Regions from separate parts of the Homo sapiens genome. Here region 2 is linked to region 1. A link is a loop called in an ENCODE intact Hi-C map of the cell type or tissue named here. Cell type or tissue: ascending aorta. All regions are shown on one strand. Each heading gives the region's core, and the rest is flanking DNA. Links, peaks and the distances in the headings are about the cores only. Region 1 holds the start of LINC03007 (long intergenic non-protein coding RNA 3007). Region 2 overlaps LINC03007 (long intergenic non-protein coding RNA 3007).

The links. Peaks named below come from ENCODE experiments on the same cell type or tissue, not always from the same donor. Only the 100,000 strongest peaks of a DNase experiment are listed, where the experiment ranks them.
Region 2: a loop joins it to region 1, with 2.0 times the contacts of the local background. A loop is called at or near these places in 3 of 110 quality-filtered maps.

Annotation. Positions count from the first base shown.
Region 1 is chr7:25,783,205-25,799,694 of GRCh38, reverse strand. LINC03007 (long intergenic non-protein coding RNA 3007) reads left to right here and starts at 9,576. Exons shown (of 5, transcript NR_157808.1): 1 at 9,576-9,942. In ascending aorta, for the core only: no CTCF peak of the experiment used is centred there; no DNase peak of the experiment used is centred there; H3K27ac peaks cover 485 bases.
Region 2 is chr7:25,720,469-25,736,958 of GRCh38, reverse strand. All of the region lies in intron 1 of LINC03007 (long intergenic non-protein coding RNA 3007), which reads left to right. Among named protein-coding and RNA genes, the nearest start is that of LINC03007, 61 kb to the left of the region's middle. RefSeq lists enhancers at 2,793-3,303, 3,571-4,237. In ascending aorta, for the core only: no CTCF peak of the experiment used is centred there; no DNase peak of the experiment used is centred there.

The DNA.
Region 1 (16,490 bases), core at 6,220-8,719:
GTTTCTTCTTTCTCTATTCTTTGGGAAGATTTGCACAAAAATTCACAAATGAAACCATATGGGTACACGGCTTTCTTTGTGGATGTCTTTAAATTATGATTCCAATTTCTTGAACAGCTTTAAGAGTATTCACATATTCTATCTCTTTCTGAGTCAATTGTAAATAGTTTTCTTCCAGAATTCATTCATTTCATTTAAAATTTCAAATTTATTGTTGTAAAGTTCTTTATAACATCCTCTTAATATGTTTTCAGTGTCTGTAAGATGTGTAGTGAGGTCCTGTTTTTCATCTTTGGACTTAGTTACCTGTGTTTTCTCTTTTTCTAAATTTACCTTGCTGGGAATTTGTAAACCTTGCTAATTTTTTCAAACTACCAAACATTTGTGTTTGTTGATTTTTCTCCATTGCGTATTTATTTTATATTTCATTAGTGTCTGGGCTTAACTTTATCATAGCTATTTTAACATTTTTACTTGTGCTTAATTTGCTACTTTTTCCATAAGCTTTTTGAGACAGCAATGTATTAATCTTCAGCCTTTAAAAACTTTAACAATATATGTATTTACCTAATTTAAAAAATATTTTTAATACCTGCATTTAGTTCTAGGAATATTCCTGTAGGCACTGCTTTAGCAGCATTCCACAAGCCTTGATATGTTGCATTTTCACTTGGTTCAGAATATTTTCTAATTTCTATTTCTATTCCTTCAATGACCTGTGGGATATTTAAATGTGTGTTGCTTAATGTCTAAATGTTTGGTTATTTCTTATCTATCTTTCTTATATTGATTTCTCATTCAATGCTACTATGATCAAAGAAGGTATTTTAATTTAAATTGTTTGAAATTTGTTGAGACTTATTTTATGGACAAGTTTATGGTTTATTTTGGTAACTGTTTTATAATCACTGGGAAAGCATGTGGGTTCTCCAGATGTTGGGTGGGCTGTTCTAAATATGCCAGTTAGGTCAAGTTGACTAATCATGTTGTTCCAACCATCTTTATTTTTTGCTGATCTTTTATCTGCATGTTCTATCAGTACTGAGAGAGGTGTATTAAGGTTGGTGCTACTCTGTCCAGCTGCAGAGGCTTGCCTGACTTTACGGAATATGTGCATGGCACTTCCTGGAGTCATAATCAGAACTCATGCTGAGTATGAATGTCAACCCTAGGACTTGGGCCTCAATGGACTGGACATCTCCAAGATGAGTCAGAGGCCTGTGTTGAAGATTCAGTGCCATGTATGAATGACAAATCAATCTCTGTCAATTACATAACTGTAATTGTAGGATTGCAATGGTAATTTGGGTAGGATTTTTGATTTATTTAGTCTGCTATTTCTCCTTCTTTAAGTCAGACCACAAAAATGCTCACTCTCCCAGGCTACAGAGAAAACATGAAGGCCCTGTCCGTGGTCTATGTGAAGACAGCGAGAAATGGAAATGTGACTGGACAGAAGGCAGATGCTGGGAGTTACCTAGGAAGTACCTTCTACCTGTAGAGAGCTGTTTCCTCAGCAAATTCTGATTTTGGAAGTGGAGCCTGACTCTGTCTGAAGCGTGGGTTCAAGCATCGCCATAAGTCCCTTTCTTCATGGTGAACACTTTCTAGATGGGCGTATATGCTGGCTCCAAATTGTCCAGTGCTGTGGGCTTGGTATTTGTGACGGACCAACAAGTGTGCACAGACTTCTTTGGAGCATCAGGCTGGGGAAGAACAAGGGTTTTTGAATTCAGAAGACCTAAAATTAAATCCTACTCTGGCACTTTCTGGTTATCTGACCATGGGCAAAACTACAACCTCTTTAAGCCTCACTGTTTTCATTTGTAAAATTGGATTCACAGGATTTATGGGTAGGATGAAATAAATAGGAAGCTCCTAGAGCTACGTCTGGTCAAAGAGATAATCAATATATGTTACTTCCTCCCCCTTGCTTCCCAGTCTCTCAAGTGAAAGAATTGAAGCATGTCCCCACCTTTGAGGTTAGTGTTGAAGACTGAGAATGGGATTGGCTGAGGAACCTAGCCCTGGGAAAAGGCTGGGAATATAAGCTGTCTGGGTTGACAGGTCCAAGGCCTATGGAACATTGAAGTTTTCCCACAAAAGGAATGGGGACCAGTTCTCAGCTGTACTAGACCCTGCTCCTTCCCTTAGTTTATGCTGACGCAGTTAAGCCTCCCAGGAGAATTATAAACCAGCCCATCCAGGAAAGACGTGACTGGCACTTCACTTCTGTCCAAATGTGGAAAAGCCCCTCACACATCAGAAGTCCACCCAAATATAATTCTAACACTTTCCTTTTGCACAGGACTGGGATCTGTTAGCACTCATCACTGTCTGAGATCTGCTGTAAAGCACATCCTAGGAAAATGTTATTGAAGCCACGGAAGGAGGGCTGGAAGTTCTGGCTCAGCATGGGCTCCAACAGAAATGGAAGCATCTGCTGAGGCTGGTGAGGGCAAGGCAGGGGTGACAACCTAATTCTGAGGGCCTGTGGGAGGCTCTGGGAGCCCTACCCTCCCTCTCTGCTAGAGTACCCAGGTTGTCCTGGAGTCCAGAGGACAAGTATTTTGGGCAGATCGGATCCTGTCTGAACTGTGAGAACCATTACAGGCAAAGTGTGGGATAAACACATGCTATGGAAGATCTCTTCATCTTGGGATGGGCTTCATCTCTAGCAGGCTGCACTGAGAATGATTCCAGAGGCTCTTCTGGGCTCAGCTGGAAATCAGGCTGAGGCTAATTAGTGATGTCTGCCATGGAGCAGGGACAGGCTGGCCGATAAGTTGCTCCATTATTTTTTGTTTCTTTTAATGTTTAATTTTTTTCAAGTGATATGTTCATATAATAGAAAAAGTCAGTGATACTACAGGGCATGTAAGGAAAACCATGGTCCCTTGTCTCACCTCTCCATACTTGAGCCTTGCCCTCTACCCCCACCGTCCCCTCCCCCAAAAGCCAAACCCTTTCCATTTTTAAAAGCTGTGCTTCTTATGTCCATATTTCTTTTTTTCTTTTTCTTTTATTAAGGGCAATTTAGAATATATACAAAAGTTGAGAGAATAGTTTGAGAAATCCCACGTTCCATCACCCAGCTTCAACCACTATGCACCACCAGTCTTGCTTGCTTGCTTTCTGGAGTGCAGTGGTGCCATCATGACTCTCTGCAGCCTCGACCTCCTGGGCTCAAGTGATTTTCCCACCTCAGCCTCCTCAATAGCTGGGACTACAGGCCGAGATTACAGATATGAACCACCATGCCTGGCATATATATATATATATATATATATATATATGTATGTTTACATTTTTACCTCTATATTTCTAAATAATATAGTTATATTTGAGTCTTTATTTTCAAAGCCAATAGTATGGTTGCTCTATCCCGGGGATCCATCTATGTTATAGCAAGTCTGCAAGTCACTGAGGGGCAGAAAGGTGCCTTTGGGTGAGGCATGATGGTCTCCTAGCTGGGATCCCTCCCCCTGTGGCCTCCCCTGCAGAGGTTGGCCTTCTAAGCAGTTGAGCCCAGCGATGAGCTAACACGGGGTTTTGCACTTTCACTTTGTGAATCTGAGCACAGTTTTAGAGATCCTTGCTCCACACAAGTGTATGTGGAGCAGACATGTGTGCTTATGTAATAGCACTCAGATTCCTTCCTGACACTGGGAAGGTGAAAATGGCAATTGTTTCTGAAGTAGCCAGAGTGGTGTAATGGAAAGAACTCATGGTTTGTTGGAACTAGTAAGCTTGGATTGAAATTGGGCTCTGTCATGTAGCAGCTATGTGACCTTGGGCAAATTATATAAACTTTTTGTCTCTCTTTTTTTCACATGTGTCATGCAGGACAAGAATGCTTACCCTGAAGAGGCGTTGTTGTGAGGACCAAATAAAATAACATTCACAATGCACTGGAACAGGATCTGGCATATAGCAGAACCTCAGTAATTTCATATGCTCTCTCTCAGTTCATATACTATAGTACATAGTATCTATCTATAGATGTATGTGTACAGATATCATACATAATATTTTACTTTTTTCATAGATAAATGGACAGCAAATCTAATTCACTTTATTTTGCATATTTACTATTGTATTTATTTAAAAGATTTAGCCTTTTTACTTTAACTTCTACTTATGACTACCTAGAATAAAAATGTAAGACATAATAAAACAACTCTTTTTAGTAAAACTTCCTTAATATAAATTAAAAATCTTACTAATAGAATTATTTTTAAAAATAGGTTTTATTAGTTTTATGTAATGCCAACTAATTGAAGTAAATGATTCTCTCTTGTTTGGGCCTGATTTAGTGGACATGTTACTCACACAGTGAAAAGTGTTTCAATCAGGGTTCCTCTGGTTGCAAGTGCCAGAAAGGTAATGCAAATTAGTGTAGGCAAAGAGGAATTTTGTTGGCTCACAGATGTGGGAAACCTGGAGGCTGAGTTGTCTACGGTCATATCACAGTCTAGGGGCTCATAAAACATTGCTAGATTTTTATCTTTCTCTTGCCATCTCTCCATCACTTAGCTCTGTGCATTGACACCAATTTGCAGTTTCTTCCACTTTTCAAAGGTATTCAAAGTGACTGAAAGCATCTCTAGCTTGTGTGGTCTTTGCAGCTCTCAATCCCAGAGGAAGAACTTTTGTTTCCCAGAATCCATAAGTCCCATCTCAGGAAAGACTCTGATTGTCTCAGTTTGGTCATTTGCTCACACCTGTGGTGAGATGGTGAGCACAGGGACCCAGTGGTTGCTAAGGTGGGCAATCTCACTAGGACCACATGGAGCTAAAGGGGTGATTCTCCAAAGGAAAATCAGAGGGTTGATATTATATAATGAATGTTGTTCAGAGTAAAGAAAATAAAACACATGATCATGTCAATAGATGCAGAGGAAGTATTTAACAAAATTCAACATCCATTCATCATAAAAACTGTAAGAAAACTAGGAAGAGAAGAGAACTTCCTTAACATGAAAATGACATCTATACAAAATTTACAGCTAGCATCGCATTTAATGGTGGAACACTGTGTGCTTTTCCCCTAAGGTTGTGAGCAAGGCAAAAATGTACACTGCCACCATATGTATTCAACATTAGAGGTCCTTGCCAGTGCAATAACTAAGAAAAACAAATAAAAGGCATACAAATTGAAGAATAATAAAGTGTCTTTAATTTCAGATAACATGCTCATCTACATGGATTATCAAAAACAAAACAAAACAAAACAAAACTACAAAGAAGCTACTAAAAGTAAAAAGTGAGTTAAGGAAGGCTGTACTATACAAAAATCAAATGCGTTTCTATAAATAAATAATTGAAATTTATAAACAATCTAAATTAAAAATTCAAAAAATAACAATTGTAATAACATCAAAAAACACTAACTACTTGGGGATAAATCTAAAAAATGTGTAAAATTTGTATTCCTCAAAATAAAAATTATTGATATGAGAAATTAAAACATATTTAACAAACAAAAAAATACAGCATTCTTTATTGATTGGAAGGCACACTAGTGTTAAAATGTCAGTTTTTCCCAAATTGACCAATAGATTCAAGGCAATCCCAGTCAAAATCCAGCAGGCTTTTATTTCTTGTAGAAACTGACAACATATATGAAAAATTTTAATTTGTATATAGATAAAAGGAAATAACTGTAAAGATAATAAAAGGAAATGACTATATAAGTATTAATAAAAGCAATTTTTAAAAATAAACAACAGTTTTTTTTTTTTTTAAATAGAGACAGCGTCTTTTTCTGTCACTCAAGGTGAGGTGCAGTGGCACAAGTATAGCTCACTGCAGCCTTGAACTCCTGGACTCAGGTGATCCTCCTGCCTTAGCTCCTAAGTATCTGGGACTTGAGGCACATGCCACTACACCCAGCTAATTTTGTTTTTTAGAATTGAGGTCTTGCTATATTTCCCAGGCTGGTCTCCATCTCCTGGCCTCAAGTGATCCTCCCACATCAGCCTCCTAAAGTGCTGGGATTATAGGCATGAGCCATCATGTCAGGTCAAGAATAGCTTTTTAAAAATTGACACATAATAGTTGTACACCATCTGATACAGTCTACTATAAAGCTATTTGAGCATGACGACATGGTGTTAATGTAAAGTTAGAGGGATAAATCAACAGAACAGAATAGAAAGTCCAAAAATAGACCTACACATATATTGTCAATTGATTTTCCACAAAGATGCCAAGATAATTCAAAGGAGAACAAACAATGTTTTCAACAAATGTTGCTGGAACAATTTGAAAGCTATATGCCGACCGGGCATGGTGGCTCACGCCTGTAATCCCAGCACTTTGGGAGGACGAGGAGGGTGGATCACGGGGTCAGGAGATCGAGACCATCCTGGCTAAGAGGGTGAAACCCCGTCTCTACTAAAAAATACAAAAAATTAGCCGGGCATGGTGGCTGGCGCCTGTAGTCCCAGCTACTCGGGAGGCCGAGGCAGGAGAATGGCGTGAACCCAGGAGGTGGAGCTTGCAGTGAGCCGAGATCACACCACTGGACTCCAGCCTGGGCAGCAGAGCGAGACTCCATCTCAAAAAAAAAAAAAAAAAAAAAAAAAGAAAAGAAAGCTATATGCCAAAAAATAAAAAAATCAAACCTTGACTCCCACTGGCTCTGTGACCTCACCAAGTCTCATTTTGAATTGTAACCCCCACATGTTGGAGAAAGGGCCTGGTGGGAAGTGACTGGATCATGGGGGCAGATTTCCTCCTTGCTGTTCTCGTGATAGTGAGTGAGATCTGGTTGTTTAAAAGTGTATAGCACTTCCCCCTTCGCTCTCTCTCTCTCTCTCTTCTGCTTGGCCGTAGTAAGACGTGCTTGCTTCCCCTTCCCCTTCCGCCGTGATTGTAAGTTTCCTGAGGCCTCCTATCCACGCCTTCTGTACTGTCTGTGGAACTGTGCGCCAATTAAACCTCTTTTCTTCATAAATCCAGTCTCAGATATATCCTTATAGCAGTGTGAGAATAGACTAATACACTTTACTAGGAAAAAAAGAGAAAATGTTATGACCCTGTGATGGGAAAAGATTTGTTAGTACACAAGGAAGAGTCATTAAAAATGATTAATTGGACATCATCAAAATTTTTAATAAAATCTGCTCTTCAAACATGTTCAGAAAGTGAAAAGCCACAGAGAGAAAATAGTTGCAAAATACATATCTAGCAAAGGAACTGTGTCCAGAATATATAAAGAACTCTCAAAACTCAATAAAATAAAAAATAATTCTAAAAAATGGACAACTTATTTGAATATGTATTTAACTCAATGAGAGCATATAAGTACCTGAAATGATGCTTAAGATCGTCAATTATTAGGGAAATGGCAAATCAAAACCATGATGAAACACTACCACACACTTACAGAAAAGCTAAATTTTGGGGGGGATTTTTGGGTGTTGTGATTCTTCTTTTCATATTATTTCTTTATTGAAAATAAAGATTGTATATACTTATGTAAAAAAAAGTTGTTAAGGGAAAAACAATTGCATCATTTACACAATTTATTTGGCATGTGATTATGGGTTATGCTAAAAAGTCAATATAGTATAATTTTTATCAAATAGTTTATTCCTCTATTTAATGCCATTCTTCTCTGCAAATGTGTTTGTAGTATTAATTTTATATCAAATTATTTATAAACAATAATAAATTACAATGTTCTGGAGCACCTAACTTGCCCTAACCCATTTAATCTTCACCCAAATTCCCATTTTACAGATAAGTAAACCAAGGCTGGGAGAGTTAGGAAGCTTTCCCCAGTCACATGATTAGTAACGAGAAAAGCTTGAATTCAAACTGGGAAGTCAGGCTACAGAGCTGGCATTCTGACTACTTTAATGACAAAAGGAAATTTCTGTTTAGTCTGTGCTTCTCCATGTGCACAGGTCACAGGACCACAGATGATAAACCAAACCAAATCCATGTTACTTGTAATACACATTATGCTATATATTCTTAAATAAAATTTATTCATCAAAGATTAAGATGTTAAAGATGGCAACAATAGACACTGGGAACTACAAGAAGGAGGAGGGAGGGAGAGAAGCCCGGGTTGAAAAACTGTTGGGTACTATGCTCACTACCTGGGTGATGGGAACATTTGTACCCCAATCCTCAGCATCATGCAATATACCCACGTAACAAACCTGCACATGTATCCCCAAATCTAAAATAAACATTGATACTATAAGGGGAAAATGATTAAGATGTAATCATTATGGTAAATATCTTAGGGTGTGGGAGGGTCATAGCAAAACAAGATCAGGTCCTCTCCCTTAAGAAATTTATAATTTGCTTGAGGAGATAAAACATGTAAATGGGAAACATTTTTTGAAAACCCAGTAAAAGCAAAGCCACTAGCAGCCCTATTTAAATGTGCTGGCGAACAAGAACCAAAATCATGTCCTGGCTGGCTGGGTTTAGCTAGGAAAGCTTTTGAGAGAAGGGACACACATGGATTAGCGAAAGCTGGAGGGAAGGCTTTAACAATAATAAACCCTGGGAATTATAGCTAACATTTGTTTGTGTTACCATGTTCCATTCACTCTGCCAACTCCTCCATGTGCATGATCTCATAGAACCCTCACCATAACCCTGTGAGCCAGGTACTATCGTTATCCTCATTTTAAAATATAGCGAAACTGAGTCATAGAGAAGGTTAGGCCACATGTTCAAGGTTACTCAGCTAGTAAGCAGAATGGGGATTCATACTAAAGTTGGCTGACCCTAAAATCCAAGTTCCCAACACTATGCCTGGGGTTTATCCCATTTAAAAAATGTTAAGCTTTGTCATGTACCAAATACACTGGTAGGACAGAAAGAGCATTTACAGGGTTCTAGATGTGAGAAGGTACTCTCGGGGGCTCAGGTGACTGAGTGCATGTGTGTTGAGTTCCTGCACTCAGGTGACAGAGTAGTTGACCTGGCATGGGGCATTTACAGACATGAGGAGCTCAGCATGCCCCACACCAGGAAATTCCCAGTGTCCATTTTGTCCAAGCCTGATAATTGCAGTAATTTCCACAGGGTGTCTTTCCTGGGGCCATACGTTATCAAGGTACTGCCAGCAAAGTGAAGGTTGGACTATAAAGTGGCAGTCTAATCTTAAACCAGTGAAACAGCAGGGAAAAACGTTCACAGAGTTTGTTCACATCAGCATAATCTCAGTGAATCATCCCCAAGGACAAGCCCAAATGAGCAGGAAAGGCATGTGGATGAAATATAATCATCAGATGCAGTGGAAAAGACATGAGAAACCAGCGAAAGCAGCTGAATGACATTTTCTGACCAACCTTTGGTCATCGTTTTGGCTAAGCGTCCACAGGCACACCCAAAGTCCCTAAGTCCTGGGAGCCCACAAGGAAGAAACAGGATGTGTGCATGTTTATTTTGTGTGCACGCATGACTGTGTGTGTATGTGCGTGTTTAAATTCATGGCCAGCAACTCTGTTGTATGTGTTAAATGGCTGAAAGTTAGGAGAGTGCCAGGCTCGGCTTTAATTGGATTTTCTAAAGCATAAATAAAAGGTAGGGAAGGGAGATGCATTCTTTGATGGATGTCTTCCCTCAAGTGTGCACAGCTGGCTGAGTCCCTCTCTTGCCTAATTAAGGGGCTTTATTCTGCTCACGCTCAGAGCTGCTGCCTGCATGCTTGTCTGGAAGCCGACATCAAGCCCATTTGGCCAGAAATACCTCTAGAGGTGGAACTGGCCCAGAAGACTGGACCCCCAGAGTGCTATGGAATGTCTATGGGAACAAAGGAGGACCTAATGGACAGCAGAGAAACACGATGCCCAGCTCTGGTCTGGTAGGAGGTCCCTAGAAGAATGGCTTCAAGTGAGACTTAGAAATACACCCAGTCGGTTAGCCTTTGGGAAGCGTAATGAGTACTACCTCCAGTAGTTTTTGAAGGTCAGCCTTTGTTGTGAAGGGAGGTGGGATAGGGGTGGGCTTTCAGGGGCTGGGAGAAAAGAGAAACCATCCTGCCGTCTTGCCCTCTACTGTCCATTTTCCTCACCAGGACCAGGTATAAGGGAGGCAAGTTGGGCAACGAGGGAGACAAAATTTCAGGAGCTGCTCACTGTTGTGTACTTGCAGTACTGTAGCCACAGGGATCTTTCAAACATGCATACATGAGTGTGTCAAAGACAGAGACCAAATGCCTTAACAGGGCTCTGTCAACCTGGGGATCTCTCGAATGTAAAATTCAGATTATAGGTCAGAAGGGAGAGTCTGAGAGTCTGCCTTTCTAATGAGCTGCCAAGGTGATGCTGATGCTGCTGGCCTGGGGACCACAGAACAGTGAGGGTTCAGGTGCCAGCAGAGTCAGGATGTCAGCTGGGTCTGACCTACAACCTGTTTTTGTAAATAAAGTTTTATGAAAACACATTCATTTACATATTGTCCATGGGTGCTTTCTAGTTACAGCAGCAGAATTGAATAGTTGCAACAGAGTGCATGACCCATAAATCCTAAATTACTTACTGTCTGTCCTTTACAGAAAGGTTTGTTGATCCCTCTTTATGAAATCTGTCTTTGTTTATCGCCTGTTAATTACATTTCAGCCAAAAGCCATGCACTTTCCTTTCTGGGGCTTTGCAATTAAGATTGCCTCTGCCTTGATGTTCTGTCCTTTCTCTTTTAAACTTTTGCCTTGCTTCTCTGATCTCAGCTTAGATGTCATTTCTTCCATGATGCCTTGCTTGACTTCCAAAGACTGAGTTAAGTGACTCTCATATATGCTTCCAGGGAGTCTCAAACTTCCCATTGTGACGTGAATGGACACTTATTGCCCTAAATGGTGATTGCCTATTTCATCATCTAGATCTCCTGTTAGACCATAGGCTTCCTGAGGAGAGACCATACCTGTTAACTATTGAATCCCAAGCACCAGGCACACAGTGTTCAGTTTTAAAGTTGATGACTTTATGACAACTTTAGAACCTTTCTTATGTTTAAGCACTCTGAATGGAGAGACATCTTGAGATTCCAGAGAAATTCAATCTAATCTACTTACCAATACTGGTTTCTTGGAAGAGGATAAAATATTCAACAATGTCATCACACTCACCCAACACCACTCATGCTCACACACAAACACACACACACAGCTGCTCTTGGCTCTCATTTCTGGGTTAGGCAGAGAACTTACATACATTTTGAGATTAAAATCCTTGAGCATTTAAGAATGGACCTATTTTTTTTCTTAAATCTTCTGCACTGAGGCACTTTAGAGCTGTGGTAGAAGTTTCAACAGGAGGAGAGTAAAACTCTGTTTATAATGATTCTTGGATTGTATTTATTCCTGTTCTCCTTTAATAGGGAGAATGGAACTCCAGTTCAAGGGGCCATTTCAGGAAAATAATCAGCCATTAGGTCAACTGCCTCTTTCAAGAGAACAAGCAGTGGTTTACAAAGCTCATTTCCACTCAGTGGGGCCAGTGGAATCTTGGGTGAAAAGCCAAGGTCTGCCCAGTGAAAGCTGTGGGCTGGTCTGGGGTCTGGCTGCTATAGACAGGTGTCTGTAATTGCCTCAGGTTCTTTCTTGAACACTGCAGTATGCGCTTCCAAGGTGGCCCTTCTGCAGTATGCAGGAGGTGTCTAGTGGCAAGGCTTAAAGACTTTAAGCCAACCGTTGATTGAAGGTTTATAAGATTATCTTGATGAGATGGTCTGAGCTAACCAGATGCCTATCAAACCAATGATTCTTCAATTCCTTCCTGAGATGTTTAAACCACTGCCACAATGTTTGCACATCATGAGGCATTTACCTCTTTTCCTCACACTCTTTATTTCTGTTCATTTATGGTCAGTTCCACCAGGCCTCATTCCCTCAAGTTCGTCGTTAACTATCAGAACCTATGTGTGTCCAGGACCACTGCTTTTTTGTTATCACAGATGAGTGCTTATGACTTTTTAATATCATAGGCATTTCCTCTGCAATCTCTCTCACTTTCTTTTTGAAGTGAGAAAAAAGCTGCTTAGGAGAAATTATGTAACTCCAGAAACAAGAGCCAGCATTGGAGACATCCTGTGACAGTGAAAAGCCAAATTCCAGATGTTGGGTTTTGATTCTCCAAAGAAATGTGTTCAAGGAAGAGAGGGATTGGAGTCAGATCAGGAATTCATTAGAGATCTGCTGACTTCCCTTCCTGCACAGTTAAGTGCTCAGTATACGCAGCTGACACAGGCTTTGGGGGACAGGGCTGAGGTGGGCAGCACCCTGGGCCCTAGCTGCCCAGCAAGCTGCAGGCCTCTGTCTTTCAGATGCCTGGGACATTTTCCCTCCTGATGCTCTCAATAAATGTTTACTGCAGGACATCTGAGGCAGGACATACAGGACAAGGTTCTTGGAGGAGATGTAATATTATTTATTTTCCTTTGTGCCAGTCTGAATATGTCAAGTGAGTAATTTCTGGACTTTTGTGAAGTTTGACCTCTTTTTCTCTTTTTTTATGTGAAGTAGTTGCTTATTTCTCTGTTTTGGTTTTGTCATAGCTGGGATTTTTCAGGCCACACACAGACATACTTTTTAGTTTTGGCAAGGAGTAAACGGCCAAAGCTCATAAATTACATTCATAAATATTTAGTGTACTTAGATGTGCTGAGGATTTTTAAAGGAAAGGAAAGAAAACCAAGGCTGGGTAAAAATAAGCTTTAGCCAGAGAAAAACAAAATCCTTTCTTGTTTGAAAACTTGAAAGCAGTCACTGAGAAACAAAAATGAACTTTGGAAGTGTTCAAAGGAATCGTATTCTGCTCCCAATATAATAGCAAGGAAAACATCTCTTGATTTCAATAAAATTTTGGATTATGTGCTCCACAATGACAGGGTGAAGAAATGGTTGCATTTAAGAGTCAATGAATCATGGAGAAAAAGAAATGATGATCCTGGAAGCAGCTAATGATCTAATATAGAGCTGCTCTGGGTCACACAGTGGGTAGGAACCAGGGAATCTGGCTTCTCATCTTCCATTCTTTGGGGGGAAGCCTGCATTGTCCTCCGGTGTCTGGAAGAGACTTAGGTGTAACCCACTTTGAGAGACACTAAAGTACAGCCATTTGGATATATCAGAATGAGACAGGAATGATGCTTGCGTTGGCAAGATTCTTCACTTTCTAGGAGTGTATTCATCCCTAGATTTGTCTAGTAGCTGCTCTAGTACATTTAAAATAAAATTGAATTTCTAAAATATTGATTTTTTTAAAGAAAAACACACAAAAAACACAAAGCTTTTTAGGAAATGCTCCATTGCATAAAGAGAGATGTTCTTGTGCTAGCTAATTTCCTCTCAGCTTTATGAAGCTATCGGCATTGACATCATTTTGTCATTTTCCTGCTCAAAAACCTCCTGTGCCTCCCCATTGTCTATTGCAAGGTTTCTCAACCTTGGTGCTATTGACATTGATGTCATTGATTGGGTGGTTTATAAGCAACAGAAATTTATTTCTCATGGTTCTAGAGGCTGGGAGGTCCCATATCAAGGTGCCAGTAGATTTGGTGTCTCTTGAGGACCCACTTCCTCACAGACAGCCAACTTCTAACTCTAACCCCAGAGGGTGGAAGGAGTGAGAAGTCTCTCAGGTCTCTTTCATAAGGGCCCTAATCTTATTTGTGAGAGCTCCACCTTCATGACCTAATCACCCCCAAAGCCTCCACCTCCTAATACCATCATCTTGTAGGGAGGTGAGGATTTCAACATAAGAATTTTGGGGGGACATAAACATTCAGACCAAATTACATCCCCACTGAGTCATGACAACCAAAAATGTTTTTGGGCATTGCCAAATGTTCCCTGGAGGGAAAAATCAGTCCTGTTTGAGAAACACTGGTCTACTGAATAAAGAGTATAGATCTTTCCTTCTCCATTAATCTCCACCTCCCTCATCCTCTCCTTGAGGCATGTCTGCCTCCCAGTCCCCAGACATTTGTTAATGCCCTTTAGTTCTTTGTTCCTGTGTTTTCCCCCACTTGAAATGCATTTCCTCTTGCTTGTTCCTATCTAAACCTTACCATACCTTCAGAATACATTTCCAGTCCCAACTCTTTCGGCATTCCCAACCCCATTTGCTTTCCTCTTCCTAATACACATAGTATTTATAGTCCCTCTTGCTCTTTTCGAGACAACAGAAACTCCAGAGGTGTTTAGGGCCATCTGCAAGTAGAGAAACCTTGAGCTCCTGGAGAGACCCCTGGGGATGAATTAAGAACCCAGAGTAGAGATTATTGCTCAGGATAGCCCCAAGAGTTCCCTACACTCAGAGGGGAACAGATGTTGCTGAGAGAGGACCAGGCCCAATGAGGCATTCAACTGGGTTTGGCGATATTTGGTGGTCACTTGAGTAGATTGATGCTGAAAGTCCAGATGGGGAGAAGGAACATGGCCACTGGGGAAGGATGACAACCTTGAGGACCAGCTTCATTGGACGCTGATAACTTGCCACCAAATAACCCAATTTAGGCAGTCAGTGGCAACATCAAGATGGTGGCTTTGAGATTGAAGTACCATACAATTCTGTCAGATTCCCCTCTAGCCATTCTGATAAGAATAAAAATAAAAATAAAAATAATAACAATTATTAATATCATTCTATCACTTAGAGTGATCAACTGTCCCAACTTGTCTGGGATGGGTTGGACAGAGACCCTGAAATGTGGGGCTTTCTGCTGTGTAACTGAGATGGTCCTGTGCATACCGGAAAAATTGGTCACCCTACTACCATGATTACTACTACAACTACTGCTACCATTAATATTTTAATATTTTTTAATATTCCTCTTATTCTAATAGTTTCTAATATTCTCTTTTAGGTGCAATTTAAATTTTCTCAATTTATGCAAAGTTAGTTGAAAGCTACTTCAGAAAAAAATTTTTTTGATCCAAAACATATAATGCAACACACACACACCTTCCAGTGGGAACTGCCATCCCTAACAAAACTTCTTTTAGATAGAATTCTGGCATTGCTTGTTGCCAAGAGTTCTCAATATGACACTGGGCTGGGAAACTCTTCCCTCGCATTGCACCCATCTGATTTGGGTCAGAACACTCATGGTAATGAGGGTCTACAGTCTTGAAGGAATGTCCAAATATCTGAGTATGTCTTCTTTTCCATTTATGCAGCTTAGACCTCTTTTCTGGTTAAGTCAATTGAGTGATCCCACTTACATGGTCTGAGATTGCTGCAGGCAACTATTCCATTTACAAAGCAACATGAGTTCCAGATAATCTAATTGGTTAATCAAGATTCTCTAGCAAAATGAAACAGGCCAACAAAACAAATCAAGTCAACAAAACTAGCTTAATTGTGTTTATCTGAGTAGACTTGGCCACAAAAATACCTGTCCTGAATTCTAGTCTCATATCCATTATTGACAAGCCATATAACTTTGCATAGATCAGTTGACTTGGACTAGCAGCTAACTTTCTCTTCTGTAAAAGAGATGATATTAGTTTGTTATGCTAGTGATTAGTTTGTATCCAATGAGGTGAGAGTATGCTGAGAAGCGTAAGGTGTTATGCAAATGGAAGTCTTTGCACTGAAAGCGTTCTCTTTTGGTGACTTTTAAAAAGGAGTATTATGTTAACCTTATCCTGGATCTGTGTTCAAAATCTTACAATACATTGCCATTCAATTTCACGTGCTCAGCGGTTCTGTGTGGTATAGCTGCTGTTTTTGGCAAATGTCATCATTTCATTCATCGAGCTGTCCTGAAGTTTGGGCCCTGAGGTAGCACATGTGGAATGAGGACAATGGAATTCTCCATCCTCCAACTCCAGTAAATTCCGTGGGACTGCATGCAGTGGCCCCTTGATGGTAACTCTGAGCCACAGTGCTCCAAAGTATAAACTATTAAAAAGTATTAAAAGCCCTTACTCCAGATGAACAGAGGTGATTTCCAATCTAAGCCCAACCTCAAAATTCTAGCTGAAAGAAAACTATCCAATTCTGTGATTCCCAAGTGATGTTTGAACCTGGGCTACTAGGGCTGGGTAGTAACTAGGATGATGGGCCTACTTTACTTTTTCAGTAGTATCTGCGGCGATGAAAACATCAAGGAGGTTATCGTAGTATGTACGTGTGTGTATGGGGAGATGGCGGAGTGCACCAGCTTTTGAGTCAGACTGACTTGGGTTTAAAGAGCTCTGTTCTGTAGCTATGCTTTGAATTAATATCAAATAAGCAATATTATAATTTCTATTATTATTCTTGCTCAGTTGAGATGAGAATGTGGTCTTTGCATCAAGGATGCCTACTGGGGTGGCTCACAATAGGACAACCCTGGAGAATGCCGGTGGGCAGATGGTTCAGGACAGAAAAAAATTAGCTTTGGTCTCATCCAATCAGCTTGACTTTCCTGTAGGAGAAGCAGCAACTGGAAGGAAAGGTATGGAAAGCTGATTTCCAGTAAGCACTACTGGTAGATGGAGCAGGAATAGAGGAAAATTGTCCTATAGC
Region 2 (16,490 bases), core at 8,026-10,525, 65 kb after region 1:
CATTCAGCATTGTGTTGATTTCTTAAGGAGTTATTTGTAAGGAGATTGTGCCTCCAAAGAGGATCTGAGGGTTGTCTTTTACTTACATTAGTGACTCACTTTGAGCAACTCATTGGGTTAAGGCCTCAGATTTTCTTGTGTGCAAAATCAGAATAACACCCACTTGCAGGAATTATTAGAAGCTAATGAGGATATGTGTAAAGTGGATACATGGATACATGTAAAGTGCTATCTATATAGGAGGAATAACAATAGTAATCATTTGCTCAGTGGGAATCAGTGAGCCAGACTTAGGCCAAGGAATCTAAGACAAGGGAATATCAAAGAAACACGATACAGGTATTTTACGTGTGTTAGCATGGACAGAGGAATCTTTTCTTGGAGACTTCAAGTTTGTGCAAGCATTTTAATATTCTTAATAGCAGCTTCTAGCACTGTTTTGTGAAGTGTGTGTGTGTGTGTGTGTGGGTGTGGGTGTATGTAGTGGCAACCAAAGTACCTCAAATGCAATATACAACATCAAATTACATGTAAAAGTAATTGTCATAGCACCCATACAACCTTACTAGCCGACTGGTTCATGGGTTTTAAAACACTGGTTTATGTGATGCCAGGTGTTTGCCACAGAAAGGTAAAATTACTAAAAACAGAAACAGAACACAGAAATAATAGTCTCTCACAGAACAGCCAGTGAACTCACTAGATAAAACAGCTATTCTGGGAACAGAAGCTGCAGTGGAGTTTTCCCACAGCACAGCAGTGGAGATGATGAAGTTCCTGCCTGGAAGCAGAAGCAGGTAGAAAAGAGAAGTGAGCATGGGAGGAGGGATACAGTCACGTGCTGCATAGCTGTGTTCCGGTCAACCACAGACCACACTTATGACAGTGTGCCGACAAAACTATAATGGAGCTGGAAAATTCCTATTGTCTAATGACATCATAGCTGCCATAAGGTCCTAGCACAAAATGCATTACCTTTTCTGGGTTTGGATATGTTTAGATACACAAATCCTTACTACTGTGTTACAATCGCCTACAGTATTCAGTACAGTAACATGCTCTACACGTTTGTAGCATGGGAGCAATAGGCTATAGCATATAGGTTGGGTGTGTGGTAGGCTCTACCATCTAGGTCTGTGTAAGTACACGCTATGATGTTCACACGATGATGAAATCGTCTAGCAATGCATTTCCCAGAAGATGTCCCTGTCATTAAGCCATGCCTCACTGTACCTTGAAAATCCCTGAACACACTGGACACCCCTGGGTCCTGGTGAAGATGCCCTGTCTGCTTGGATTTAGAACCATTTTCAACTCATCTCAAGTACCAGGAGGAGCTGCTCATCTTGTAGATCTGGGCTGTTCAGCAGTGAAGGGGTTACGTGTAAGGGTGATCAAAGATTTAAACTGTCATGTCGACAGTAAGCCGAGGAACAGGCTGTGCAGGGGCCTTAATAAATCTGCCCTTGACTTATGGCCGAACCTCATTCAGCAGAAAATTATTTCTGCAGCATATTGAATGCTCTGCTCTGATGGAGACAGAAATAAAAAGAAAGGTGGAAATGGGGAGAAGAGAATGGAAATTCAATCCACATGTGGTGGAGAGGACTCTTCAGTAAATTCTTTCTCAGATGAAATAAGAAACAGAATGTGTAGGACTCTTGGAATAGGGTACATTCCTTTGATTACTAAAATGTCTTAGGGGACGAAAACGGACAAGCAGTGATTCTCAGAAAAGATCGATCTGGAGGATGGGAGTGGGGAAGGAGGGGGCAAACCTCTCCCTTAGTGATTTAGACATGATTGCTCATTTATTTATTTGTTTAGTCAATCAGGCTTTATTGAATGTTTACCTACTGTGGCCATTGAGATGAGCAAGACATCTTAAGGAGTTTGCAGTGACTGAGTTAGAGCCACATGTTCACTGAGCATCTAAAATGTCAGGCACCAGCTCAGTGCAATACAGCACAACGCAGACACACCTCTGGAACCTTCTCTGAGTCAAATCTGAGACTCTGTAGTAGGGTTCCAGGTATCAGAGGAGGGTCAGCAACTTTTTCACAAGACATTTCCCCAATTCAGTATAAGGAATAGGGGCTTCATTAATTGGAAAGGTTGATTTGGGAAAAAAACCCAGTCCCTTTCTCAGATGATATGGGATTTAAATCTCTTATTGCTTTTCCTTAGGATATTTTAGAAAGAGAAGAAAGGGTTAAGATTGGGGGCTTCTGTATTTTTCAGTCCAGTTTATAAAAGTATGAAGGATCCTTCCAATCCCAGACCAGAGAAAATTTGAATTCAAGAGATAATTTAGGAGACAGAACTCCTTCTCTTTCCACCAGTTCTGAAACTATTGGGAAAAGCTCAAGAAAACGCAAGAAAATAATCCAAACATTTCCTCTTCTAAATAATTTATTCACTGTTTTTTTTTTTCTTCCTATACTTTCATTCCCAGAGCTGTAATGAGTTTTAGAAACACAAGGTGTCAGATATTGACTTTTTGTTGTTGTTGAGTTCTCTAAATTCATGACCCCTCTGGGCATTCTAGGCATAGATAATATATAATTCAAAGAAGAGAGCTGCAGCTTTCATCTTCTCTTTCTTGTAAGTTTTGGAGCTTTTTGTTCAAAGGGTGATCTGTTCTGCTGCAGTAGAACCAGCCCTGTTTCCAAAAGTTTTGGCAGAGGACATGGTGCCCTGTGGTACCTTAAGGCTTTGGGAGACTCTCCCTAACTGGGTTCCATGCTTCTGTGAGTTGGAAGTGTGGATTCGTCCTGTCCTGTCCAAGGTTGGCTCTGCTGTTGATCTGCACCAAAAACGAAGGAGAGAGAGCAAGATAGAACCAGCTAGCTGTCTTAGGGAAAGGGTTGAGGCAAAGGCCAAGGCCATGTGTGCAAATGAAGATTCTCATCTGCAAATGAGAGTGGTGGTTGGATGAATTGGGGTAAGGAAGTCCAGGGGTTAAACGGAGGAATTTTGCTGAAGATAATCTCTCAACCTTCAAGAAACAAAGAGACAATTAGCCCAGAGATGGCTCCACAAAGGACTGGATTACCAGTTCACAGAGCAGGGCTAACCACTCCAACATGAAGTATTCCAGAACGGTTTGTCTCTGAGTGGGTTGTGTGTCTGGGTGTCCTTGATGGGGAACCAATTCATAGATGCTTCTGTGACTTTTCTCTAGCTCTATCTCTTGAGATGTTGCTATCTCTCTTTCTGAGAAAGGAAAGTTGAACTCCGAGTTGCCTGAAGAGGACAGGGGCTGTGGTTATCTCCCCAGGTAAACCTTGGGAGAGCCTTGGGGTTTCAGAACTGAAGAGGTTGATGAAACTGACTATGGCCAAGAAGACTGACTACTACTAATCAGCTCCTCTCCTCATGTTAAATAATTAGTAATGTATTATTGAAATATATTATTCATAAGCTCAATTTAATATCTTTTTGTGCACACATATATATATTTAGTTTTTATTTTTCCTCTCTCCTTCCTTTATGTAGTTATTAACTATTTAACTATATAAATAAATTTCATCCTAACAGGGCATTCTGGCAAAGCATATAGTAATATAGATGCAGAGAACCTTGTGATTACTTATGTCACTCTGGGTAAAATATGTCATCACTCTATTCCTGGCTTTCCCCATTTGTACAAAAAGAGAACACACCTCTTTTACTTTTCTCAGTGTAAAGACTAAGACGATCTAGTGTGGTAGGAGTTACTAAGAAATTATTTTAGGCAGATAGAGAGGAAAAAAGGGGTCCTTGGAAGATTTTTCGCGGCTCTTGTCTAGCATGAAAGAGAATCCTGACTCTTAGACCCCAGCTGGCAACCTTTGATATGCAAATGCAAACCGTTAGAAACTGGATCCACCCAACATGGCCGGCTGGCAACCTTTAATATGCAAATGCAAGGCGTTAGAAACTGGGTCCACCCAACATGGCGATTCCCACCGTTGCCCTCTTACCCTTGCCCCCACATGTGCCTAGCAGCATGGTTGCCCCCACATATCCCCAGGTGTGTGGAACATCATGGCGCCCTACATTTGCATGTTAAAAGACTAGGGTGAGAGAGCCAGTTTTTTCACGGTCTACGTGAATGACATGCCTTGTCAAACCAATCCCCTGAGCCCCATGCAAATCAGACACCGCCTCCTCCAGCCATCGAATATAGCTAGTTGATAGCAGGGTTCCCTCTCAGCTTTGGAGCCCTCCCTCCCTCTGTCTCTGTACAGGGAAGCTTCTTCTTTCTTTCTTCCCCCTTCTTTCTTGTCTATTAAACTCTCTGCTCCTTAAAACTACTCCATGTGTGTCCGTTTCATTTTTTCTAATTCTACTCGAGATGAAGAACCTGGTGTTCTCCACTCATCAGAGCCCTGTCACTAGCTCCTCACCCCATCTCCACTAAGACTTGAAGTTCTTCGAGAAGCTTGTACAGAAGTAAAAATAAGGATGATTTTCTTTCATTTTAATGACCATCATTTGGCTACTTTCATTTAGAACTGGAAAAAAATCTGTAGATACTTGATGATTTCACGAATAGTTTAAGCATTATGATTTATTTGGATTCCTAACTGAGGAATAAGTTCACCTTGTCTCTCTAGGAGCCCACATAGCTCTTTGTGCCCCATCCTGCCATCCATGTGCCCAGATGAGATTTTCAAGGACTTTTCTTGCTGTCCTTGAGAGGTAACTGTTAGGAAGTGTCTGGCCAGCGATCGCTGCGACTGAAACCCCTTTCTTTTCCCTTTACCCTGGATGGTCTCCCCTTTCCTTACCTAAGCCAGATTTCCTTTCCTCACACTTGAATCCAGAGTTCACACTGGAGAAAAGGGTTGGAGAAGTCAGAGGAAACCTTTGACAAATGCCTTGGGGTGAGGGGTGAGTAGGAGGATGGAGAAGCTAAAGAAAAAAGAAAAAAACAACAAAAAAACCTTAGGCTAAGAATGAGGAGGAGGAGGCAGCAGTGACCTGGAGGAGGCTTTAGATATCAGTTGCTTTTAATGTTCCTGATTTAACCTGAAACAAAGGAGACCCGAAGCTTTTAAAAGAAAAGAAAACCATGGAACTGAAACAAAGCTGATCAATTATAAGGGAGGGTGTTATATCAATATTCACCATGTCAGGTTATTCCATCCTGGGAGGTGTAATGAAAGCCCCCGATTGGCTTGATTAAAACTCAGAAGAAGATGAAGAGAAAGGAATGTGTCTGAGTACAGCTGTTCAAAATGCAAACTTGTTTTTTAGCTTGGTATATCTAAGATTGAAACATCGCCAAATAATTGCTGGGAAAGTATTTGGTTAGGTTTCAAAAGACTGTTTAAAGAAACTGACTAGCTGTAAAAATGGAATATTCGGAATGGCTGTCTGGGAAAAATAAAATTAAGAACTGGAAAGACGTGCTCCATAGGCATAAGGGAACAAAAAACAGTGTAGAGGAGGAGATGGTATTTTGTATTTTTAAGGATGAGAGTGAAGGTGTCTGAGCAAGAGTTAATTTGCCAAGTTTTGAGTTGTGAATTTTTTCCTTGCTGTGGTTTCCAGGAAGGATTAGGACTTTAGTTTTTATGCAAAGTGGCATCTTATTATAGAACAAAAGGTGACAGCCTCGAGTTACTGTATCTAAAATCTGGAATTCTGCTTCAGGCATTCATCTCGCATCTAGTTAACTTTAGAAATAAAATCAGAGGGAATTTGGCCCTCAGGTTATAGGGCTGGAAAATGCTTTGAGAGGCCTTCTAGTAGGATTACTTCTAAACTCGCCCTGACAGATGAAAATTTATCTTATTTTTAAATGTTCCCCAGAGGAAGAGTGTCCACAGACTTCCTTAGTAACTCATTCTAGTTTTTAACGACCTCCACATTCAGGAAATTCCTTCTTCTGTCTTACCTAAACCACTCGGCCTCAGTTTAAGTCCATTTTCTTTTGATCTGCCCCAGTAGAGATGGAAAAAAGTGGGTCACCATTTTGCACAAACATCCTTTCACGTAATTGAAGATTAATTTTTAAAATCCAAAAAGTTCTCTATCTCCTCTTTATCTCATTGAATCTCCCCACTTCCTTTAGCCTTCTTTCCCTTGGTAGTTCCATCTTCCAACCTGTTATCCACATTTGCCGTTGCCTCAGACACTTCCTCTGTCATCTGAAGCCCATTTTGTAGGCTGGGAGAGATGGGAGAAAGTGGCAATGCACATCTCTCCTTATTTCTTTGGGCTGCCTGTGCTGGAACTCATATAACAAGCTATATATTGGCCTGATAATGTTTAAAGATTTTAACATTTTTCTTGCCCACATTATAATTGTTTTCAAAGTCAAATTTTGCTCACACAGTAGTTCTGTGGGCATTTACAGAGGCATATATTATATCTTTAGGTTTCAGAAGGGCAAAACCAAATTATGGCAATACGTTAATGTAATATACTAAGAATTATTCAGTATAGGCCGGGCGCGGTGGCTCATGCCTATAATCCCAGCACTTCGGGAGGCTGAGGTGGGTGGATCATGAGGTCAAGAGATCGAGACCATCCTGGCCAACATGGTCAAACCCCGTCTCTACTAAAAATACAAAACTTAGCTGGGTGTGGTGGCACGTAGCTGTAGTCCCAGCTACTGGGGAGGCTGAGGCAGGAGAATTGCTTGAACTCAGGAGGTGGAGGTTGCAGTGAGCTGAGATCATGCCACTGCACTCCAGCCTGGCGACAGAGCAAGACTCTGTCTCCAAAAAAAAAAAAAAAAAAAAAAAAAGAAGAATTATTCAGTATAATGCAAAAAGCAAATTCAATAGTTGTTCCTAGATTAGAAAAAAAAGTTTTTGCCCAGGAGGTCTTTTCACTAGGTATGAGCATTTCAGTAAATAGCCTCTCAGCATTGCCCAACTGTTATTTGATATTTTCCATGAACTGGTTTCTTGGGTTGAACTCCTGATCTTTCCCCTAGTTCTTGGTGATGAGACCCTAGAATCTAATTAGATATCACATTCGCCAGCACTTTACCCAAATGCTTCCAGGACAGGGCAAAGTCTCGATGTGTTTTCTTGGGTATCAAAGCTGTTGGCTAAACAAAGTAATGGATTTTTTATAATTTACTTTTGCTTTAAATGAGGTCCTATTATTATCTGTTTGCACAGTTTCCAACAGGTTTAGATATTTGGGGATCAGAGAATCACTGACATGGACATGACTTTACAACTGGCATTAAAAAAAATTTCTAAAGAACTCTAAAAAGATTTTGAGACAGTTTCAGATTTCCCCACAGTTTTCAAAACATGGTTGTGAAGGTTTAAATGGGAAACAGGTGCTTTTAAAAATCAATTGATATTTTGATGAATCATGTGTTTACTTGTACTTGTGTCTTAGCAAAAGACCGTGGAGAAAATAAAAACATAGAGAAAGCAGGCTACTTGTCAATCATTCTGTAGAATGAGTTCATAGCAAACCAGGGCACAGTGCTACATTGGAAGCTGGAGTCCTAGAGGCCTCATGTTCCTCTGATTTTATTCTTATTCATTAGAGGACACCTATCATGGGCCAGGCAGTAGTCTAAGCACCAAGGTTACTGCAGAGAATAAAAAGAGACAGAAGTCTTTGCTCTCAGAGAACTTACATTTAATTTTGGTTTTATACATTTATCTTCTCCAGGATCTATTAGAGTTAGAAATTTTTGTTTAAAAAAATTTAAAAAAGAACTTTACTTTCAAAAATGCATCCCTTATTTTGCAGCCATTAAAAATTATTATTTATGGAAAGGGTATGGTAATGCAGCAAATGCTTGGTGGGTTACCATACTAAATGACAAGAAGGATACAAAGTTGTATATGCAATTTTTCCTAAGTCAAAACTAAAATCAACAATATAATCATCCCCTTTTACACACACACACACACACACACACACACACAAGTAAAGGCTACAAAGAATATGCGTGCCAAAAATACAACAAAATTTTAATGGTGCTTGTGTTTCAGTAGCAGAATGATGGGCAATTCTTTTGCTTTTTACTTTTCTGCATTTTTTTTGTAGTAATCATATATTACTTTAATAATAGAATGACACATGTTCATTGAAAGAAAATAATTCCTTTCAATCTTTAAAGTCTTTAAAGTTTTGCAGTCTCTCATTAAAATACACCTGGGATGAATCAATTCTTAAGCCATCATCAGTAAAGACTTGAAAGATACACACCTGGGGAAGACAGACACCTCCAAAAGGGAGGAGCCTGGAAGGAAGCAAAATCAGATTTCAGTCCCGTCGCACTTTTCCTTGTCCTGGGCAGCTACCTGGCAGCAATTTCATGTTGTTCTTTCAATTAGGGATAGAGTGAAGACATGATCATTTGGTAAATGCGTTAGGCATTGTATATTGCATTCCATTTAACAAGTGAGGAAATGGCTCGGTGGCACTATGGAGTTGCTTAAAGAAAGTAAGAAGTGTAGTGAGGATTCACAGCCAGGTCTGGAGAGAGGCGATGAACTGTCTTCCCTGAGCTTCCAGAGATGCCTCTCAGACTTCAGGACAGCTTTCTGAAGGTTCTGGGGAGGGTTGAGATTTGGCAACCATGTGCCTGGAGTGATCAGGGCAGCCCTGATTTAAAAGAAATGACCCCAAGAAGGGTCAGTTGTTAAATATGTAATCCAATATGACTATAATTTTGATAGCTTTGTCAGAGGATTTTCCATCAATTCATTTATAAATTGGAAAAATACCTTTCCCAGACCACTTGCCTAGTTTTGATTGAGAAAATAGAGTCACACTGCAGATGATTCTTTTTATTTTTACTTTTCATAGAGTCAGGGTCTCCCTGTGTTGCCCAGGCTGTCTTGAACTCCTGGGCTCAAGCAATCTTCCCACCTCGGCCTCCCAAATTGCTCAGATTACAGGCGTGAGCCATCATGCCCAGCCAATAGGGTCACATTGGATTGCAAAAGCAGAGAGGAGAATGTGGGGGTCTAAGACATTTTCTCAAGGTGGAAGGCATTATTAATGTGTGTGTATATATTTATTTATTTATGTATATGTGTATATATATATATATTTATATTTATTTTTTCCAGCTTGAGTTCAAGATTTGTGCTGAAGTCTCTTAGTTCCTGCAACCTTAATATAGTCAGAGTCTCTAGGACTTGCTGGGTTGTGGGTTTAATCAGAATTCTAGGAAACATGAGAAGTATTTTCTAAGGTTTGTCTTTGAAGGACCAGAGGCTATAGAGTGACCCAGCTAGCATTTTGTTTACTATTTTCTTTCTTAACCTAGAGGTCTGGGAGGTAACTGGCCACTATATTGGAGATTCTCTTATTTGCTGCTCTACAGGAGGTAAAGTCACAGAAGACTGAATCAATTGGTTCAGCTTTCAAACATCCAGAGGTCACTGCACAGCATGCGGTGGTTGGTAAACTAATATACTTTTTATTTTTGGGACCCAAATAAAATAGCTGTTTAGCACACTTAATGCTGGCCAGTCTGGAAGCCAGGGCTCAAGAACTTTCAAATTCCCGATGTCAGAATATATGAAAGCATCTTAGCACCCAACACTTGGATAATAAGAGTTAAAGAGAGAGCAAAAGCTTCATGGTGAATTTTTCTTCTTCTTTTTTTTTTAATAAGAGGGACACTCAGTGAAATTTTTGCGTGAAAATAAGATAAAGTTCTATTGTTCAGCTTTTAATGATAGCATGGAATTCTAAGTAAACATGGATGAAATACAACTTGTCAGCACAAAAATACTGCCTGTCATAGTCATTTGTGTATAAAATATGACCCGCAGGTTTGAACCATATGGTTACATGAGTTCTAATTTACGTGGCATCTTCTTAAGTCAGCAGAATGCGTCCTGACCTGCCTGGGGGAGGTGGAGTCAGCACCTCACCCAGTGAAGTGAGAAGGGATCCCCTGGGGTGAGGCCAGTTATGGCTGTTGCAGTGTAGATCAGAGAATTGCAAGGCTAAAGGGAAGCCTCCCCAAGACAACCAGAGCCCTTGCACGCAGTGGCATGGCTGACCAGGCTGTCCCTACAATCAGCTTTCAGAGTTGGACGTGTGAAATTGAAAAATATTAAACATCACAGCTTGTGACTTAGCTGTTCCTTCTGTTCCCACTGTGGGGGAAAAAGTAACACAATCTCCCCTAGACGCGATTGTGAGAGCGGACATTTGGATGCCATTTTAAAGCAATGTTTAATGAAGTGAGAAAATGCATTTGCGGTGTTGTGCTCTGTGGCACATGTACGCAAGCCCAGAAGTGCACAATGGACACATTTTGTGATTTAGACATGAATTGGAAAAGCCAAGGAAATGCCATCGAAATAAAAATCAGACTTGAAAGTCTAAGCTGAGCAAGAAACAGATGTACTTTCTGCTACTTAAAAAAGAAATTCTTCTGTCCTCTCCTCTCTTCCCCCAACAAGCTGTGCCCTGTCACTGTCTTAAGATGACCTTTCCACCGGGTCTTTCTGAGATGCTTTTAGAGAACGGGTTGGGGCATGTGACTCTTGACCTTTCTGCAAATTCTGCAAGGAGCCCCAGGGTTCTCCAGCTGCCCTCTGGGTGGTCCCCACAGACGTGGCTGCAGATGTCTGCTCCTGATAAGTCCAGAGACCAGGGACTGAAGACCCAACAAGGGCTCCTCTGGAGGGTGAGGTAGGCAGCAGCCTGGCCTGGAGAGCTAAGGGCTCAGCCCAGAGCAGCTGCTCACGCTGGGAGGCGAGGGCTGCTGGCTTTGGTGTTTTGTTTCTTGGGCAGGTGTGGGGGAGGTTATTCTTGCTTTTAAAGGATTTTTTCCACCCTGCTGCCATCAGCTGACAATGAAATCTTCCTAGAGTTGACATCCAGCTAAAGGATACTATCATCACTAAGACCAAAAATAAAGCTCAGATATTCTTTCTAAGTAAGTCTAAAAGTGGGGATTGAAATTGACATTGCTTTGGAAGAATAAACAGGGCAGCCTTCTTAGGTAGCAACTTATGTTTGGTAGTGTGCAAGGGGAATGACTGATGAAGCACAAATAGAACAGAGAAAATAAGTCTAGAAACTGTTGTTTCAGTTGCTAAAAATGAATTATCAATACAGAGAAGAGAAGCGATCTAAGGCTTATTGAATACACACTAAGTACCAGGTATTGACCCAGGTACTCTCCATATGTGGATTCATCTAGTCTTTACCACAACACTGGGAAAGTGGCACTACTGCTTCTGTTTCAAAGATGAAGACACTGACATCCTCCGAGATTCAAGTATGTGACCTTGTGCATAAAAATAAATGGTTGAGCCACATGACTCAGGATTGTCTGAATCAAAATTCTGTGCTCTTTTCTGCATACTGTCATTTTAACAGCTGGTCTAAATGAATATCAGGTTGTTGTTTAAAATTAAGACCGTATTTTCTTCATTTCCAGTAACAAGTTGGAATTTTTGTGGTTTGAAACAGGGCCTCCTACATGGGTGAGTTTTCAGTAAAAAGTGTATCCCTTTTGGTCCCTTTTGTCCACATAGAGCTATGCTCATGTTGTGTAAAAGCCACAATTTTAGTAATTTTTTGTTCCAGAATCCATCTAGCCCACCTTTTGATTGTCTGCTCTGCGACTTTTTGCTTTCAGATCTCTTGGTTCTTCAACTTCTCTCGGTTTGTGTGGATTCTGTGTCTTGGCTGGTGTTCTATCTCACCCCTGGTCTCAACAACCTGATTTGGCCTTCCTCTTCTGGCACTGATGGGGTGTCCTCGCAGACACAGCTTTCCCTTCTCATGCATGGCCATGATGGGCAAGTGGTATTTGAGCAGCCTTTCTCCCTTGGTTCCCTTATCGGTGGCAGGCATATGGGCTGCCCTTCTCTGCATCATAGCTTTTAGCGCAATGACTTCTTATTTATATAGGAACAGCCTGACAACATAATACGTTTCTGCTTTCTCGAGTAGGGATATTTAGCATTATTATAATATGGTAAAGTTGTCAGGCCATTGAGAAGGTCAAGACCAAGAGTTTCTTGTCAGTTCTGTTAGATAAATATATTTTTAACCTCTGTATCCGGCCTTTGCAGTTAGTTTTGCTTCTTTCTGCCATTGGTATAGCTTTTTACACACAATTGTCTTGGTCAAACCTGAAAGTGCTTCTATCACGCCTAAGATATGAAGGACATGGGCTTTTTGATAAGTCTTTGTTTTTTAAGATGTCCTTTGCTTACTTATCTCTCTTCTTCTCTATGTTCTAGATGATTAAAATTGCCTAAAGGAGGCAGTATGTTGCCAATTAAAAGCCCTACCTTGCGGAGTAGATCAATGGTTGTCAACCTTTTTGCCGCCAAAAACCACTTTCTTATTTTCTTTTCTCAAAGATTCAGATTTAGTCCAAATACTAAATTTCTTTTTCCTATTATTTTTTAATTTCCCAAAGACAAGCAATTATGGCAGAGTGAGATATGAACCCAGGTCTATCAGCTAAAACCTGAAATCTTGGCTCGTCTGCTACAGGTCAAATTGAGGCAATATTAGGTTGAACCATATGAAATTGCCAGTGTTTGACTATTTTTGACTTACAAAAATGAAAATTGTTTGTGGCTCTGCCAAATAATATTGTTGACTGAATTAATTTAATTTCAGACAGAATGAATGCTTTATATGTAAATCAGCCAGGTTAGATTCATCCTGGAAAACATACTAGTTCTGGGAAAACTTTTGTAATAGTAGCAATAACTCTAATACCACATTCCTTGACACTCCCTTCCTTTCCTCCACCTGCCCCTGCTCTGGCCAACCCTTATACTTCCACAGGCTCCTTGGGGTTAGGAGCACTTCCTTGGGAAACACAAAATTTGGTGGATAACATGAATTCTGTCTGATACATATATATTATATATATTTAAATATTTATATATTATATATTTATGTATGATATTTATATATAAATATATATATATATTTTAAGCTTAGTAGTCACACATAATTTGTGTTCAGATAGAATTCTGGGATGTTTTCCTTTTACGTTGTCTAGGTCTTTGTTCCCAGCATGGAGTGAAGGAAAAACTTTCAAGAAGAAAGAGGGAGCATACAGTTGGAGGAAAACCCTCACAACTTGGGGTCGTGCAAACTTTGAGTAAAGGCTAAGAGTGCTTATCATCCCTAACCATCTGAAGCCTTCCTATATGGAAATCATTAATCATCATCGTCACAATCATCGTTAGCACTATCCTCATCCAAATAGCTAACATTTATTTGTCTTATAGCTTACAAACAACTCTTGCATACATTTGATTCTCCTAACATACCTGTGAGATTGGTATTATTAGTTTCCTAATTTTGCAGATGAGTAAATTAAGTGAAGTTCATGTAGTGAGATCCTTGACTCTGAAGCAGCATTGCCCAATAGAAGCTTCTGCAATGATAGAAATATTCTATATCTATGCTCGTCAATACAGTAGCCAGGGCACATGTGACTGTTGAGCAATGGAAATGTGGTGAGGTAACTGGATTCTAAATTTTATTACTTTTTACAAACTTTATTCACTTGAATTTAAATGGAAATAGCCACATGTAGCTAGGGCTAACATATTAGATAGTAGCTCGAGAACCTGTATTCTTTTCTTTGCCATGTTTTCTCTCTTTGGTGCAGGGATTCTGGAGACTGAAAGAAAGGGAATGAATGTAAACTCTAGCATCTTATTTTGATGGATACAAACGTTATCCACCTGAAAGGTATTCCAAGGGGTTACATGAACCTTGCACAATCTCCCTGTAAAGGCTGTTAGACTATGAGATACTCTGATTTTTCTGGCTGTTTAACTATATTGTACCAAAAAATACCTCCAACACAGGCTAAACCAAATTCACCTGGTTTCTTTCTAGCCATATGGTCTTATGACAAACATGACTAATTCGTGCTCTGTTTGGTTTGAATCTTGTTAATCTGCCAATTGGTTAGCACCCATTACAAAGCAGCTTTTATCTGGAGATTCTCATTAGCATGTGAAATTAGTCTAAGTCTAAACTTCATTTTGCCAAATCCTTCCTTGGTCTGCTCTTGAAATAGAGTCTGTTCACAATAGAGGTTTTGTTCCTTGACTGTCAATAAGGTCAGATAATTAGCTTTAAAATTTTTTAAATCAGATATTTACCATTTTTTTTTGCCGCAGTCTAAGCTATGGCAAAGCTAATTTTTTTAAGTTTCACTTCTGCAATAGAGAAAAATGTCGTCTGTTGCCCAGCAAACAAATGATTTCTTATTGTATCAGTTTGGTTTCATCAAAATAATTTTAAAATATTCTTTTGCTAAATTTCACTTGACCCGCTGCTGCTTCTAATTATTCTCTCACCTCTAACATTTTTCGACATTGCCAAAAAACCCCTTGACATTGCTTTTCTGCATTTTCCCACCAGTGATGGAAGGTAACACAAAGAATCAGAAATGGCTGCATTAAAATTTTTAAAAAAATAAAATTATAGTCAGGAGGACAGGTATGCATATGTAGTTCCCTTAATTATTTATGGTTTATTTCTTTTAAAGTAACTTTTTATTAGTTTTTCAAAAACAATACATGTTATTCAGAAAAAATAGAAAAATCAGAAGCAATTATCCCAAGACTTTCTAGAATAAGTAAAATTTTAAAAAGAGTTTTTTGAAAAACTGACATAAGGTGGCCAACTCTTATTTGATCAAGTAAGGACAATTAAAAGACAGAGAAAGAAAAGGAACAGCTTCTCTCATCATCACTTCTATGGAGAAAGGCTATTAGTATACTAAAAATTTTTTTAGCATAAAGAATAATCAGTTAGAGTAAACATATTTAGTTTTATAAAAAGCATGATCATTTCAGTGTCCTTCTTTTTCTCAGTTTTGACCCAGGCCTGGGAAAATGTCATGCTGGAAAGCATTTGTGGACAATAGATACAGAGAAAACATAAAAGTCCCCTTGAATCCCACTTTGCATGGCTGTTCTATTATTTCATTACACTTTATTGGAATAATGATAACTGTGTCTGTGAAAGAAGGGATTTGCATTTTCCTCGGCATTTACTGCTATTCTGTGTCTTGTCTACCTCCCTTTGTAGAGTGTTTGCAAAGCCTGCCTGAAGGTAAAATAAATGCAAGTGAAATGTGAAGGTCTTTTTCCATCTTGTTGCCTCTCCTTTTAAAATATTTAATAGTGCAACCAAGACAAGATGGGAGATAACCTGAGCAGAAAATGTGTGTCACTCAAAGCCCATCATTTTCTCTGTCCTGGCCGTGAATAGTTACTAAGTGGTAGAAGACATTATGGTACACTAGTTAAGAGCTTGGGCTTTGGAACCTGCTGATCTCAGCACAGCTACTCACTAGCGTGGAAAGAATCCAAGTCTCAGCTTTACCATCTATAAAATGGGGATACTTAAGTCTTCCCACCTATTGACATTCTTGTGAAGAGTAAATGTCAGTTGGTCAGCACAAGATCTGAACCATAGTAAGGGCACAGTGAATGGCAGCTATTGTTCGTTTCATCTGTAGGACGCTGGGCACTGGGTGGAAGGAAGGTAAAGGAGCTTTTGTGTTTCTCATTGTGTGTGGTGCATTGTAATTGCTCACTAAGTATCAATACTAATCATCATAGAGAGTGGGTGGACGCTCTTTGGAAAGGGCATGAAGGCTCTGTGCAGGGCAAAAGTCAGATGCTTTTGATGTGCTACTGGGTCATAGCGGGCTTCTTAGAATCTCCAAAGGACTCAAATTTACCTCCTGCCAAATTTCTATGTTCTCTGAGGTGCAGGATCCAGAAAGGAGAGGTTGAGAGAAAGCTCAAGTGTGGGTGGGACTCCCTGGAGAAAAGCCGCCTGAGGAATGCAGGGACCTGGGTCCCGCATCATCAATCGCCTATTGAGAAGGGGTCCCAGATCTAAGATGCTCTCTGGGAGGGCTTGGCTTTCAGAAAAGACAAGTTCTAGAAAGAGATTTGATTGTTGTTTGAGGGAAGGTAAAGATATTTTAACTTTTTAAAATTTTTATCCCAATTGTGTTTTTGTTGAGGGGCAGAGGTGATGGGGAGAGATGGAGCTGGTCACAGAAGGACTGCAAATCCCAAACTACAAGTGTGCTGGGTTGTAGTGGCTCTCGTGCCTCATGTTCTAAATAAGTATTATTTTATTTTATTTTGTTTTTTTTGTCCATTAAAACTGGCTTGGTTTCCTGTTGGAAAGTTTTTGGTTAAAAGATCATTTTGCTGCAGTTAACATTCTCTTCTCCTTCCTTAGACAGGAAAGAATAGCTGGCAGCCTGCAGTGCCCCAGATGGTATTGTTTGAATCTGGGAACAAAGATTGATGAAAACATTTGAGTCATAATTTTGACAAATTATTGAACTCTCCCTGAGCTTCAGTTTTCCCATCTTTAAAATGGGGATAATAATAACACCCAGCTGATAAGGGATTTGGGAAGAACAAAGGTGACAGTGCTGGCCAGGAATGGAGTGCAGTCGCTGAGCAGAGACAGCCCCTAGTGGACATTAGTTGATAATAGGACAAGACAAGTAGAACCAGGCTTGA